Linked DNA regions of Homo sapiens: region 2 is linked to region 1. A link is a loop called in an ENCODE intact Hi-C map of the cell type or tissue named here. Cell type or tissue: endothelial cell of umbilical vein. All regions are shown on one strand.

What was found. A loop is a pair of places that touch in the nucleus more often than their neighbours do. Peaks named below come from ENCODE experiments on the same cell type or tissue, not always from the same donor. Only the 100,000 strongest peaks of a DNase experiment are listed, where the experiment ranks them.
Region 2: it touches region 1 in a loop (6-fold over the local background); 2 of 110 quality-filtered maps call a loop at or near these places.

The regions. Positions count from the first base shown.
Region 1 is chr11:128,331,373-128,339,372 of GRCh38, reverse strand. LOC124902787 (a long non-coding RNA gene) reads left to right here and starts at 5,092. Exons shown (of 2, transcript XR_007062946.1): 1 at 5,092-5,299. In endothelial cell of umbilical vein, no CTCF peak of the experiment used is centred here; DNase peaks (open chromatin) are centred at 3,002 and 4,592; H3K27ac peaks cover 3,342 bases.
Region 2 is chr11:128,544,877-128,552,876 of GRCh38, reverse strand. The region is part of intron 3 of ETS1 (ETS proto-oncogene 1, transcription factor); the gene reads left to right. Among named protein-coding and RNA genes, the nearest start is that of ETS1-AS1, 23 kb to the right of the region's middle. RefSeq lists enhancers at 174-263, 376-445, 1,327-1,868. In endothelial cell of umbilical vein, no CTCF peak of the experiment used is centred here; a DNase peak (open chromatin) is centred at 3,976; H3K4me3 peaks cover 570 bases; H3K27ac peaks cover 640 bases; H3K27me3 peaks cover 233 bases.

The DNA.
Region 1 (8,000 bases):
CTAACAGATTTAGACTGTCTCTATAAATCAAATTTATATTTGAAGGACTAAAAATGAAGCACTAGAAAAGATATCTGGGACAATGTGCTTCAGGCTTTGGGGGCAATTTTAAAAGATTAGGTTTAGAACTCTTTTATGTAATATGAACACAATTCAACCAAATACAGAATGGACCTCCTTAAGAGGAAAACTCTTATGTAGCTGGTTTATTCTGGCATTTCTGGTTTGGAAAACAAAACTCTGTATAAGAAATAAGCTACATTTCTGTATGCATGGAAGTGCCATTTGGAATGACAGATATTTCTAGAGTCTAAACATCTTCCTTAAGTTTCTCAGGCCTCAATGTTTTCTCACACTGTCTTACACATATCTTGGCCTTCCCACATTCTTCTTGGATTGATTGCCATTCTCTGCCTGACTCAGTAACAGGCTGGGTGCAGTGGCTTACGCTTGTAATCCCAGCACTTTGGGAGACCGAGGCAGGCGGATAACCTGAGGTCAGGAGTTTGACACCAGCCTGACCAACATGGAGCAAGCCTGTCTCTACTAAAAATACAAAATTAGCTGGGTGTGGTGGTGCATGCCTGTAATCCCATCTACTCGGGAGGCTGAGGCAGGAGAATTGCTTGAACCAGGGAGGTGGAGGTTGTGGTGAGCCAAGATCGCGCCATTACACTCCAGCCTGGGCAACAACAGCGAAACCCCGTCTCAAAAAAAAAAAAAAAAAAAAAAAAAGTAACAGTAACAAACAGAGATGTCTTTTGATATTTCCTGCCATATTTCATGTAATGCCGCATCTGGCAGGCAGCTATTCAGTACAGTATTAACTATCTTAAGGGCACCTATCCTGCTTTTCTCTATGTTTCTGTTTATTTGGTTGATTTCCCACTTTTTTATGAACAAATTAAAGGGAAAGGCTCTATATTTACCTCCATGCTTAGAGATCAAGCGCCAAGAACAGAGTAAATGTTCATTAGTGAATGAGTGAATAAATGAGTTAACGAAAATTCTAAGACTTATAGCAAATTATAAACTTACTCAGCTAGCTGACCCACAGCCAATAATAGCTGATTAAACAGCACACTGTGAAGAGTCTGCCGTTAGGATCATCCAGACTCTTATCTCCCCAGCTCCTCTGCACCTTCTTCCCACCGCATCTGAGCCCAAGTTGTTCTTCTATCCTAAAGTCCATGTGGGCTAGATCATAGACTGAGGATTCAGTTCTGGGCTCAAATCTTGGCTCTTTCTCTTACTTTCCATATAATTGTGGGCAAGTAACATAATGAGATGATCAGTTTCTAGGATTTATCCATCCTTGAAATTGTCTTATGTATTTAACTCCCCCTATTAGAGTGTAAGCTGCTCAAGGTCAGGGACTCTGTCAGGCTTATCAGCCACTGTGTCTACATTGCCCAGAACAGTGTCTGGAAACTAGCATCTGCTCATTCATACTTGTTGTCATAAAAGTGATGAGTTTAGTATCTGGTATGATCAGGCACTTTACAAATGGAAGCCCTCATCTGGACTGCTCCATAGCCTCCTGACCATCAGCCTCACCTCCCTTCAATTTGCTTTTCATTTGAGAAGCAGAGTATTTCTTCATTGCAAGCCTAATTCTGTCATTCTTTTTATGCTAGTCTTTAATGGCTCTGCAGTACCTTCAACATCAAGGCCATGCTCTTGCAAATATGGCCTTTTGTGATTTGAGCTCTACACACAGAGCCATGGTTACCTCCCGTTCCAGTTATGCTGCATGACTCTCTGAACAGCCTAAGGCTCCTGTGTCCTCTTCTCTTTGCTGTTGTCTGTCTGCTATGCCTGCTCAATTCTTAGTCTACTCCCCAGAGTGTGTCATCATTCAAAATTTGGCTCCGATAGTATCTCCTCTGCAAAGACATTCTTGATGTTCTCCTCATCCATCCCAAGCAAGCTTAATCTCTTTGTGCACATCTCTATTTTATGGATGTGTGTGTGTGTGTGTGTGTGTGTGTGTGTGTGTGTATTTTTTGATATATTCTTACATCAGGCTGTACTGTTTTTACTATATCTATTACCCCTACCAAACTGTAGGCACCAATATAACTATTGCACAGATGAATTATCCTGCTAACTATTTAGTGGCTGGCATAAAATATGAATAAGTGTAGACTGAACCTTCATATATGTCTTTGTTGATTGAATGAATGAATGAATGAATATGCTTATACATCAGAAACTGGTACCTACCTAGTTTGAGTTGGATGGTGTTTGCTTGATTACACAAGTCTGTGCACATTTATAGGCTATTTGGTGATGCTGCTGTCTTTTTTGGCATGTTTCTTTACTATTCTTAGTATTTTTCTCTGTGGCTGTATGACTTTAGCTTTACATGGAGTAGGTTAGAGTGATGGATGGAGAAGAAGCTGGTCTCTAGGGCTGGCGATTGCAGTGTACCATCTCTCCCCCTGCCTGCAAGTAAGGATATGTCTGTGGGGTGGGGAGCTCCTTCCTGGCATTTCCCTTTTTGAAGCTAATCTGAGAAATAGGGACATCCTCACCTCTGTAGCTCATACTCCCAACCTGCTCTTTTTACCCTGGGGAGGTCTCTCACAGTCATGGTGGCAAAATGTAGTGAAGGGGTCACTGAGATGGACAGGACAGTGGGGTGCAAGTTTCAGGAAGCTGCTTGAGCCCTTTAGGGCACTGTCTCCTCATTTATAAAAGGGGTTTGTCTGGCCCCTTCTAGCTCTGACATTCTAGAGTTACATGACTACGATGGTGCTGATAAGATGATCATGTAGTGGCGGGAGCTTGGGGGAGAGTCAATGGTGAGTCCAGATCCTCCAGGCAAGGCCCTGCCCCCTGTGGTATAAAGTCAGAGAGGACACATTTTGCTAATGTGCTTTATCTTGCCCATCAGCTCTGGGAACTAATTCCACTGGGTGATCACAGTTACCGGCCTCCTCATCTAAGGAGATGCAATTCCAGGAGCGGCTGCCCTCTGACCTGCTGGCTGGCCTGTGCATTACTCACCCTGTCATGGTCCTGAGACTGGCCTGCTGCCTGCTGGGAGCTTCACAGTCTGGCACAGCCGCTGGACTGGGAATGAAACAGGAAGCGTGCTGAGAGAGAGGGCAGGGGTGGAGGCTATTGGACCGGGAGGATGAGGCAGCTCAGGCCAAACACTCATCCATATTCAGCTGTGTGCCCAAGGAAGTGTGGATGATCAGGGACAGAGAGAGTGGCCAAATGAATGTATGGAGAAGAGTGTCTGGCTATTGGTACCCGGATGCTGAGAAAAGATCGTGGTTTTGCCCAACCAAACAATCCAGGGATGAAAGTAGTCTTGGAGGGTACGATGGGGGCTCCAGTCACCTTTTGCTCGTTTCCCACCCTAGGCAGAGCTCTGACTGCAATAATAAACAACATGGGGCAGCCGAAATCTCAGTTGCTGAGAGGCTGCACAGTGGGAGAGACCACGCATCACAACAGCCGGCCTGGGCTAGCGCCTGATTTGACGAGAAGCTCATCCCAGTGGATTGAGCCTTGAAAGTTCTTCTCTGACAGCTGGGAGTCTCAAGGGCTCAGCCATGAATCCTTCTAAACAGAGTTTGTGCTTTTGGTGGATGTAACCCCAGGAATCCCATCACGCTCCCAGAAGAGTACATGAATGGTGAAAGGACGGATGGGCAGATCGGGCACAGCAAAGCACCAAGGGAAGAAACAGCAAATGACCAAAGCTATAAGCCCTAGTGCTTTTAGATAGGGAAGGGGCTTTGCAACTGGCTCATGACCTTAAGTGAGTTTTTAAACTCTCTGAGTGAGCCTGTTTCTTTCATCTTGGTTTGGAAAAATGAAAGGAGCTCCTTATCAACTTAAGTCAGAAAACAAACAAAAAACAAATGTTGAAAGATTATAGTCACAGATGCACAAAGCAACTCTTCGTTCCATTTACCAATGTGTATAATGTAATGCATCATTCCACAAAAGCGGATGACGCTTCTAATGGAAAGCAAGGAAAAGGTGGAGGAAAAAAGAAAATACATTCTAGAAAATACAGAAATGCCGTATTTCTGTCTACCTTCCCTCACGTTTGCCCACAGGGCAGGACTTTTGTCTAAATGTATGATAGCCCTGGCAGTGTATACCTTCAGGCTCCAAGCTCCAGAGAACCCAAGAGGTAATGTGGAGACTGCAATTGTCAGCAATTCCATACACTGAGAAACACAGGGAAAGAGGCTGCATGTGTAACTCTCCAAGTCCGACATCTCCAGCTTGGACTCAAAACACCAGTGGTTTAATCCAGAGACAGAAACACCTTTTGAGTCCCATTCCATTACACAAGAAGCCCTTTGCTCTTTGGCTTGTTTTACTGCAGGCAAACTGCGAGGCTGAAATAGGATTTCCCTCACTGCAGCCCACATTGGGATAAGTCAGAGCCTGCGGACTCTGCTTGAGGAGTGGCCAGGGAGATGCTTGCAGAGTGCAGTAAACAGGACATGGAGGAAGTTGGGAGCTGGACTCGGGTTGTTAACAAGCCCTTCCCCGCCACCCCCACGTTGTCAGGAAATGTGGGGAGCTGAGGGCCACAGAGCACACAATGATGCAGTGGGAAGTGGCCTTTATAAATACCCAGGGGTCAGGGCCAGGCTCGGCAAACAATAGGGGAAATGATGATGGCGGCAGTGGGTGTGGGGGGTGGGGAAGGCCAGGATGAGTCCATCAGTGACAATAATGGAGCAGAAGCAGATACTGGCGCTGGCGGTCCAGGGGGGCCTGGGGGTTGTGAATCAAACTATACAAATTGCCGGTGACTCAGTAGCCACAACAGAGGGTAGCAGGGTCTGTAAACAGTCCACAGTATGTCCCATTGTTCCTTCAAGAACCTCTCCCTGGTCTCTACATGTCAAAGGTCTCTGTTTTGCTTCACTTACCGGAAGCTGGTGGAAGCTAGTTGAGTGTTCAGAGGACACCATTCCTCACCGGTGGTGACAGTGGGCTCAGGGCTGCATTTTCTGCCTTGTGTTCACCCTGGTAAGCAAATAGGCACCAAAGGAAGGGAAAGAGGATCTGCAGGGAAACAAACAATGCCCCAGAGCTGAACTTTGGTTTAGTCTCCCCAGATTCACTTGGTGTGTGGATGGGAATGGAAGATTAGTATGCCGCCCTTCACTGGCCGTGGGGAGAGATGCATTTTTGTATTCAGAATATAACCTTGCAAATGAGATCAAACATTTGAAGAGCTATGGGAAAGGCAATAAACCAAAGTGGGATTCTTCGTCACTTGTCCAGCATGAATTATTACTTGCTGGTTAAGCAGGTGAGTAAGTGGCTATTTGCAAAGCTGCCTGAAGGACCTAGATTATTATTTTGTTTTTTTTTTTGTGGGACAGTTCCTAGTTCTTTCTACGATTAGCTATGCAAAAGATAGACGACTGAAATTCTTTAGGCTTCATTTTTCCTCACCACATGGGGTTGGTCACTGAGGATCTATGAGACGCTAAACTTACAGAAACAGAAAGATTTTAGGTCAACTTATTTTTCTTTTCCATCTTTGCCCAGCACTGGAAATATATATTTTACCCTGACACACAGACTGAGTTAGAGGAGCTGGCATGTGCTCCATTTCTTCATGTTAAAGCATACCAGGTGTTTCTAAGTTACAGGGTGATTTCCATGTACAAAGATATTTGTGACATAAAATATACCTTTTGCAGAAATTATGAACTCCCCAGATTGAATGTTCCTTGTATCAATTATTATTCTGTTTTAGAGTGCTTCATCATAAACATGATTAAAAATCTAATTAGGTAATCAATTACATAACAGTCATTTCTTTCTCTAAAATGTAAGCTTTACAAAGGCAGGCCCTGAGCCTCTCCTACTGATATGGTTTCCTTGGTGCTGAGCATAGTTTCTCCCATGGAATTGGCCCTTAGTAGGTATTGAGTGAGTGAGCAGGAGAACGAATGCTCTCTAAGTGCCTCTGTTTTATATGCAGTCTCTGTAAGGAGCCAGCTGGAAGCTGGGATCTGGGGTGCATGTGTATTGCAGGGGTCTGAGCATGGTCCTCCAGGGCTGTTTAACCACGGATGCATGTTCAGGGTGCCCTCTAAGACTGTAGGGCTCACCATGCCATGGATGTCTCTGATGGGAGGCGCTGTTCCTTCTGTATCCCATGGCACATATGATAAAGTGCGGTCTCATTCGAAGTCCCATTTAGTGAAATAAAACATAGGAAACTCAAATGGAGGTTAAGCAAGCCACGTTATATTTATTTTAATATTTATTATTTAAAACATATATTTAAAAGACATAGGCTTTGACTTTCAGTGAGAAAAGATTAACCAATATGTAAATTTAGATCTTACTAAGGGCACCCTAACTCTATCTTTAACCTTGATATGCTGCTGGTGAAACTATAAACAGGCATATACTTTTTTTTTTGGTAACTTTTATTTTAGGTTTGGGGAACATGTGCAGGTTTGTTATATAGGTAAACTCATCTCACGGGGATTGGTTGTACAGACTAATTTGTTACCTAGATACTAAGCCTAGTACCCAATAGTTATTTTTCTTCTCCTCTTCCTTCTCCCACCCTCCACTCTCAAGTAGCCGCCAATGTCTGTTGTTCCCTACTTTGTATCCATTAGTTCTCATCATTTAGCTCCCACTTATAAATGGGAACACACTGTATTTGTTTATCTGTTCCTGCGTTAGCTTGCTAATGCCAATGGCCTCCAGCTCCATCCATGTCCCTCCAAAAGACATGATCTTATTCTTATGGCTGCATAGTATTCCATGGTGTATGTGCATCACCTTTTCTTTATCCAGTCTGTCACTGATGGGCATTCACATTGATTCCTTGTCTTTTCTATTGTGAATAGGGCTGCAATGGACATTCACATACATGTGTCTTTATGGTAGAATAATTTGTATTCCTCTGGGTATATACCCAGTAATGAAATTCATGCTTATACTTTCTAAGCAAGCAATTTTTTCTATTACAGTTTATCAAAAGTCTTAAAATATTTGTATTTTCAGCCCAGCAATTTTATTTTTGGAAACTTTCATAAAAATCTGGACAACAATTTATAACTAAAGAGGTTTATCATATTCCAGTTCTATAGAAATAATTTTAAAAGTAGAAAATTTTTCTAATAACAGGATATTTAATTAAAAACAAATGACAGAATATAATGATGGCACTGTTAAATTAATGGTGTCATTAAAATCACTTATATATAATTTGGATCAGTGATATTATTTGACAAAATGAAAAAATGCAGCATAAAAATTGCATATAGGCTATATTCTCAATGATAAAATACATGTAAATTTAAAAAGACTGGAAACGATTCTGTAAAACATTAGTGATGATTTTTTCAGGGTGTTGGAATGGCAGTTCTCTTCTTTTTTCTTGATACTTTCTCTAAAATTCTAATAATAAACATGTATTTTATAATCAGTTAATAAAAACTATGTAAAACTTTGGCTCAGTAAGTTTAGTTTTGAAATTCCAAATTTAGGTTACTCTATCGATTTTTGCAAGGAATGAAGACTTGGGAGTGAGTCTCTTCAAAAAGTAAAAAAAAGGGAAGAGAGAAGAAGACAAAGGTGCAGGCATGTAGAAGGAAATTTTCTTTTTGTTTTGGAAAAAATCATGGGGAGTCATAAACATAATATACAAAGACATTTTAAGTACTCATATTTTTTTTTCCCTGGCTTCTGACAAACCATTGAAGGGGGAAACTGCTGAGAGCGTTCATGCAGAATGCCTTCAGCAGATGTTAAGGGAAGGAAGTCCATGCACCAACTTCCAGTGAAGCGCTCATGGTCACAAATGCCAGGTATTGTGGGTTTTGATATCAGAATGTTTTCAGGTAAAGGTCTGTTTTCAAGAAAGGGTGAGCTAAACAAACCACAGGCAAACAGCCTGAGGATGATGGTGGTAAACTAAGAATGAGTTAAGAAATAACAGTTAACTCTACTGTGTTTTCACCAGGCACTATTCTAAGTGT
Region 2 (8,000 bases), 210 kb before region 1:
TGTCATGACTGGTTCCTACCCACAGTCCTGTTGGATACACAGGGTAACGGTAGCGAGCCTCAGAGTGGTGCCTAGACCTAGCTGAAGTCAGACACTGCCTGTTTTCCAAAACCGACATCAGAGACCCAGCTGAGCACACAGGACACAAGACCTCGTCCATCCCATCAATGCCAGCGGTCCATATTTGATTTCAACTTCACCCTTATGATGCTCATGAATGGTCATAGTTCATATCAGAAAATACGATGCTTACTTAGCACTCTTCCAAAGTGTTATAGTATCAAATTATTTTTCATTTCAAGGATGGATTTGTCTGAAATCAGCCAAACTTATGGATGTGATGTTGTGAGCAAAGTACACTTTTGCAAAATACTTGCTTAGAGCTGGGAAGCAGCCTGGAGCTAGAGAACATAGGAAACACAACTTACCTTCATGAGGAGGAACCTATAGTCTTATTACCATGGTCTTTGATTGATTTGAGAAACAAGACAATACTTTTTCTTGTAGAATGCAGTTTGCTATGTCTTTGGTCACTGAACACAGTAAAACCTTCACTCAACCACATTCACAGCCTATCTGCCACTTCCCATTCTTCATGAGAAAGGACATCTATTTAGTGTAGTAGGAAAGAACCCAGACGCTGGACCCAGGTTGCTTGTGTTTGCATCAGCTCTTCCGTTATAACTGTGTGACCTTAGACAACTTAATCTTGTAACCCAGTTTCCGGATCTATACCAATGATTCTCCAAGCATGGTCCCCAGACCAGCAGCATCACTATCATCTGAGAACTTGTTAGAAATGCAAAATCTCGAGCCGTACCCCAGACTTATCGAAGCAGAAACTCCCAGGGTACATGAGAATCACTTTAGGGTTTGTTAAGACACTGGTTATGGAGTTCTACCCCCAGGGTTTCTGATTCAGTGATTCTAGGCTAAGGCTCAAAAATTTGCATTTCTAACAAGTTCTCAGGTGCTGCTGATGCTGCTGGTCTAGAGATCACACTTTGAGAACCACTAAGTTAGTATGTGTAAAGCATAAAACAGTGCCGTCACTTAGCAAGCCTGATATGAATATTTGCTATTATGACTCATTGACCCAAAGTGCATTTTGGGAGTCCAAACTGGGTTTCATTGAGTCAGAGAGTGACCCACTGATTGGTTGAACACGTTTGGTGACCAGTGCCATGCCCGGGATACTGAGAAAATACATGGAAAAGGGGAAGCCTCAGTTCTCCTTTAAAACAACTTCTATGCAAGTGTGTGTGTGGGTGTACATTTACATGCTAGAGCAAATGGTTTCCATGTGAAATATTACACTTATTTATGACATAAAGTTTGGCAGTATTAATGTGTGGCTTTGGATCTCACTAAAATCTCTAAAACAAATTTACTAACAAAATGGTGGAACTAAAGAATGTCTTTCCCAAATAAACTTTGGAAGTTCAAGTGGGAGATACGCTGAGATTCCGAGTTCATAGTCCCTCCTGGGGCTTTCTCATATGGCCTAGCGGCTGGGAGAGATCAAACCTGGGCCAGTGTTTGGAAAGGGCTATCCACAACCAGGTGGGATGTCTCAGCAGGAAGCACAGATGCCTCCAATTTGGCTTTTAAGTGTTGAGAGCGCTGAGGGAGTGCCAGAGAGACTTGTTAAATGGAGACTCACCTTGCTCTGAAATGTTTATTCTTATGGCAGGTCTGTGGTTTTACAGAATGGTGTTTCAGACTATCATCTGCTGCACCCCTCTCTTCTTTCCTCATTCAGGGTGTGCTTTTCTTTTCTAAAGGGTGTGTGTCAGGTTCTTTGTTCTTCAGAACAGAACGGTCCTGAGAGTGTGTGTGCTTTAGGGATGTTGTAACATTGGACGATTACAATATTGGACTAATGCTGTCCCTGAGAAAAGGCTGGACGGTTCTTCTTAGAGAAGACTTACAGGGAGTCCAGGCAAAGTGAATTAGAAACACAACTGGGCCACTCCAGTCTCTTTATTTTATTTTATTCTTTCAATTTTCTAGCTCAGTGAGGAACTGTCTATGCTAATGCCCAACTATTTTCTAGGACAAGACTAGGGAATTAAACTCCTGTCTTTAAATAAAGTCCAAACATTAAGGGAGATGGGGAAACATGGACCTTTTTGGATTCTGCCTGGATGGCTGTGCTGTTTGGGAGGAGCAAGCTGTAACCCTACCTGAGGTTCCAGCCTTTCACAGAAGGCCGAGGTTGGGGCCTAGCTGCCCTGACAAGCTACTCCCAGGGGAGAGTACTGAGAGAAGCCTGATGCAGGAACAGCCTTGCCATATATCCCCATCCCATCTCTGAGAGGGCCAGGGAAAGAGGAAGGAAAGCAAGGCCAGCCTAGCCCAAGCAGTCCGCTAGGGAGAGTCCACATGCCTAATATCTCCCGCACACTCGCTCTGTCAGTTTGCTCATCTGATACTGAGATTCTGCAAATGCCTGACCCTATTCTCCATAAGTGGAGGGCATGCCTCTGATCAGCTGTGGACTGAAGTTGCTCCTGCTTCCTACATGGCCTCTTTCTTTTTCCTCCCACCTCCTGCTGCCTTGGTAGCTTTTGAGCTGGTACTATTTCATATTCAGATTACAAGGTCTTTTGGTATACATTTTGAGTATAATTGAAGAGTGTTAAGTCTAAGCAGAGGGTTTGGCCTGGTGTTGTGGGAAGAGCCAGCCTATGCCTCAAGACCCCAGCAGCACATCCCGGTACAGGCCTTCGGCCTTGGCTAAGTCCACTGAGCTTCCCAACCCTCACCTTTCACAGGTGAAATACACTCTTTCCAAAGAGTTCTTGTGTCCACTGCATGAGGGTAGTATAGTTAAAAGGTCGTGGCCTATCGCAGGGGACCAATAAATAAACGCTGCTTTTCTTCTTTTTCCTTTCGCCATGGTGTGAGTGTGGATTTAGGTGAATCGAAGAAACCAGATGCCCACTCACATCTGAGTCCTGCCCACTCTTATCTTGCTCAAGGCTAATGTGCTAGCATCTGCCCACTGTGCCTCATTTCACCAGCCAAAGGAGAGGCCAGCCTGGTGAGGGCCAGAAAGAGCTGCACACCCAGGTTAGAGACCAGAGACCCCATGCTCTCAGGAGTGACCCCAACAGCCCCGAGGAAGGAGGGCTTGGAAAGGCCTTTACAAATGTAAATCACCCCTTTAGGTCCCCGGGAAGGAAGGAAACCAAGACAGACAAACCGAAGCCTCTGGGCTGGGTTCGTGGAGTGACAGTGGAAAGGCAAGCCTTCCGCCGGCCCGCCCTCGAACTCGCAGCTTCTCGAACATCCTAGGAAGTAACAGCATTGCGCTGGGACTCCCAGGGGGCTGCGGAGAGAAAAAACGTTCTCTCAACTTTTTCAAACCACAAATATTTGGTCCGAGTTGGGAAAAGGTCCCTGGGGCACCGGGTTCTTATGCGATTCAAGCAGTTTGACCCCTCTCCTGGAACTCCTCGCACGGGGGTGGGACGGTGGACGCCGCCGGCTGGCGTCAGGCCCCGCTCGGCTCCGGCCGCGGCACTGGGTGAATGGACATCTTCGGGTGGGCCGATGAGGTGGGAGCCGGAGCCCAGGAGAGGGGCGAGGGGCGAGGGGCGAGGGGCGAGGGGCGCGTGAGAGTGGAGGGTGGGGGCGGGCTGCGCCGCAGGGACAGCCTGTAGTGCTGTGTCTGGCCGCCTAGAGACACGGGCTCTCTCTCCAGATGTTCACTGTGTTTATAGCTGCCGAGGCAGGAGACCCAGCTCCCTCATTAATAAGTTGCTTTCTTGCACTGCAGCCAGGGGTCTCAGCCCGGAGCCTGCAGCTGGAGGAGGCGGCCCGCTCCCCTCCCCCAGCCTCCCGGTCCCTAACCCCACCCCGCCTTCCTCCCCTGCAATCCTCCCAAAATACACGAGCACACAAAAAGAAAAACACCAGCAGATTTTTTATTTCAGAGAGTAAACACTTGGGCCATGGGGGTCTGGAGGTTATGGGAAAAGAGGAAACCATCAGGCTAATCAGGCAGCACACACTTCCCCTGCTGAAATAAAACAGAAATCATTGCTCCGCAGGGCGGGAGGGTTAACCCCGGCGCTGCCAGCAACGCGGGCGCAGGCGAAGCCGGCCCGGAGCTGGGGCGTCCCGGGACGAGCTTTCCACTCCCAGGAGAGGAGGGAGGAGAGGACGGGCGTGGGCTGCCTCGGCCCGAACCTCGCCCTTCGGCCTGTGGCAGCGCCTGGGCCCCAAGCGGGGCTTAAGAAATAGACGGTTGGAACAGAAGAGATTCTGGGCTTAGATTTAGTTTTGCAAGAGGTTACAGGGAGTTCCAGATAGGTTGGGGACATAGAGAGATAGGTAAGAGTGTGTGTCGTTACCGTTTAACAAAGGATCAAGAGAGCTGGGTAGGGCTGTTTGGGGCACAGGTTTCAGCTCTGCCACCCACCAGCTGTGCAACCCTGGACGAATCACTGAACCCTCTGAGCCTCAGTTTCCTCATTTGTAATATAATAGTGCCCACCTCACAGAATTACTGTGAAGGAAGAAATTAAAAAAAAAAAAACGTATTGAATGTGGAAATGGCAAAGCACCAGGCATGGCGTGGAGAAGGCTCTTAACTCTGATTTCGTAGGTTACCTTTTCATACATTACTGTAATTGCCCGGGGTTCCCCTCCCTCCTTTTCTTCCTTCGTCTCTCACTCCCCCACTTCTTTTTCTCTCTCTTCTTTTTCCTTTCCTTCCCTTCCCTTCCCTTCCCTTTCCTTTCCTTTCCTTTCCTTCCCTTTCCTTTCCTTCCTCGCTCTTTCTTTTTTTCTTTCTCTCTTTTTTTCCCTATTGAATGCCTCCAGGTTCCATCTTCACTGTCTTGTTCCCTGACTGCTGTCTGAAGAGCATAAATAGCTCATGGGACAGAGGTCATCAGTCAAACATGAAATGTAGTTGCACTCTGAGAAAAATCACCTTCCCACTGAAGCATGGGGCAACCTTGGCTGTCCCCAAAGCTGCCAGTGTGAGTGGCCCCTCAGCTTTCAGTCCAGACCCTGCCCCACATCTTGATCTAGTCAGTTGGCCACACCCTCCCCATCATCCCTATTTTTTAAAAATAGGGATACGCTTCTCCCACTCCATTCCTGGACATCCTAGTTAGATTCCTCATGACCTTTGAAGAATTGTTTGCCTCTTTCAAACTTTCTTGCTATTTAAGAAAACAGGACTTTGGGATCTCTGTTAGGTGGGATTAAAAAAAAAAACCAAAAAAACAAAGCCACCAATTTTCAAAGTTGTGTCATCAGTCTTTTCCATACCTCCTGAGACTTGCTGAAGTAGTGCCTGAGAGGCAGAAATACCAGTGATTTAAGTAGCTACAGAGTTCCAGTTGCCTTTGCCATTTTTACTGGCTATCTTACATACCTCATACATTTTTAAAACATCAATCTTGACAACTTTCTGCCATGTCTTAGACCTGCTGTTTCTCATGGAGCAGGGGTTCTTGCCCAGGAGAGTTTCAGGAAAGTGTGATCCTGCTGAAATTTTGTGCAGAAATTTTTCTAAGGATCTGTAGCTTTCCTCTGATTCTCAAAGTTGTCTGAGACTCCCAAAGAGGTTAAAAACTACTGTTCCAAGGGAAAGGTACATTTGTACCTTCCTGCGGCACTTAGCACATTGTACTTCTAGAGTACGCAGTGCACATTTTGTTGAACTGGGATGAATTCTCTGGTATAAACTTCCTTCCTATAAATCCCTTCTCCCTGCTCTGGTCAGTCCCAAGGGAGTGTATTTAAATCTGGAAGTTGTTTCCATTCCATTGTCTCTGAGACAGAAGCATTGCAGCCTTGCCCAAAGTCTAGCCAGATCTCTCCTTTTTCTTTAACATATTTCTTTATTTCATGCTCCTCAGGATGATCTCTGCAAACACCCCAGGAAAACTGTGGACCTGGGACCTCCCTAAAGTGAGCTGGAGGTAGGGATGGGGAGCTTCAGTCTGTGTCAAAGCACCACAGAAAAGTCACACTATGATCTGCGTCTCATGGCCTTTCTAGTGCACAGTAGATTTTCCCCAGCATCCTTATGTCATATAGGGAAGAAAAGATGTAGAAATAGTGCCCCTAAAGGGGATAGGGGTGCAGAAATTCAGAGCTAACACCTTCCCCCCTGCAAACAATGTACACTTGGCTCTTCGTATCCATGGGTTCTGCATTCATGGATTCAACCAACTTCAGAGCAAAAAAAAAATTTTTTTTAAAGAATATTTGCATCCGTACTGAACATGTACTGACTTTTTCTTGTCATTATTCCCTAAACAATACAGTATAACAACTATTTACATATCATTCACATTGTATTAAGTATTATAAGTAAATTTGAGATGACTTAAAGTGTATGGGAGGACGTGCATAGGTTATTTGCAAATACTACACCATTTTATATCAGGGACTTGAGCGTATATGAATTTTGGTATCTTAGGCAAGGGGTTTTCCTGGAACCAATCCCTCATGGCCAAGAGACTGTATACAGGAATGACTATGGCAGAAAAACTCCTGGATGCTACAGACTCTTTCAGTGCACTGCCTCTGAACCAAGGTCATTCTTTTGGAGTCTTAGCCCTCATTTCTGATCATTAGCTTCTGTTGGAACCATTGACTGTTAACATCTACTGCTACAAACTCACTTAGACAAGAGGAGGCCATTTTCAGACTTCTCCAGTCTAGACAGATTACCCAACCCAAGTCAACTACTTTGAACTTCCCAGCAATGTCTTAGCATTTTCATCTTTGGTCAATATATCAGGTGGATATTCTTAGCTGAGCAGGGCTTAGAGCTTGCGTCCTGGTGAATGTTCACTGGTTGAATTTTGGGTTTTATAATGAAAGTGGCTAGCTCCTTGAGACAGAAATGCCTGTGGGCTGTTCCTGGAGAGTTGAATACAGATTAGAAATAACAGAAAGTTGTTGTGCTCACTTCAACCATACCTGAAATATTTGGACATCTCATCAATACTTTGGGCTTTAAAAACTCTGAATTTAAAGTTTCTGAACAATAAAACCAACCACCATGATGCCACATTTTCTTGAATTGTAATCTTTTGTTGTGTTTTTAACATGGTTTAGATCCCTCGGAACTTCCTGTTAGATATCTGTGCATATTTCTATGTTGCTTCTTAACTGATCAATTGTAAATTAAAATAGAGATGAAAAATAGTTCATAGCCCATTCTTTTCTAATTCTAGTAATCTTATTCCAGAAAGTCCAAAAGAAGGCCTGTTCTTCTAGAGCTGCTTGAGAGGTACAGTGGTTACCATTCATTAAATGCCTTCTGTATGCCGAGGATTGCACATATGTGGTCTTTTGCTTTTACAATATTCCTGTGAGGGTGATACTATTCCCATTTTACAGATGAGATAAATAAGACTCAGAGAGGTCAACTTACCTCCCCAAAGAAGCCTAACTAATTCTGGGAGGCAGGTTGGTAATTAAATGTAAATATTCCTCCAAAGTGCATGTTCTTAACCACCATACACATTTTGCCTGCCCAAACATTTGTTCACATCTTCATTGCTGTGACAATTGCCCACCTCCGGGATAAGAATCGATAAACTTTCCCAGCTTTCCCACAAAGCAGAGACCCATGAAAATTCCACAGGGATGTAAAAGGGAAAACAAGACACTGTTACCTGATTTCTTTTATATCTTCTCTGTGGTTTCTTGGAGTCCCATATTGGTCATTTAAGGGCACAAGGAAGCCTGATAATTTGCAAAGCTCCTCCAGAGAATGGTTTTTCCTTTGTTGGGCATTCAGTTAGGGTCTAGAGGGTTTGCTTACCTCTTCACCTAAGCATCATACTCCCTTTGTCCCCTTACACTGCCCCCCCCACCCCCAACCAGCCAGCTCCGTGAGCAGACAGAGTCACTGAGCAAGACTAAACCCTAAGAAGTTTCTGAAAGGTTATACCCTTGAAGCTACCCACAGTGTACACAGCACGTGCTGAAGTTTACACAGACTTCCCAGACCTCTGAAT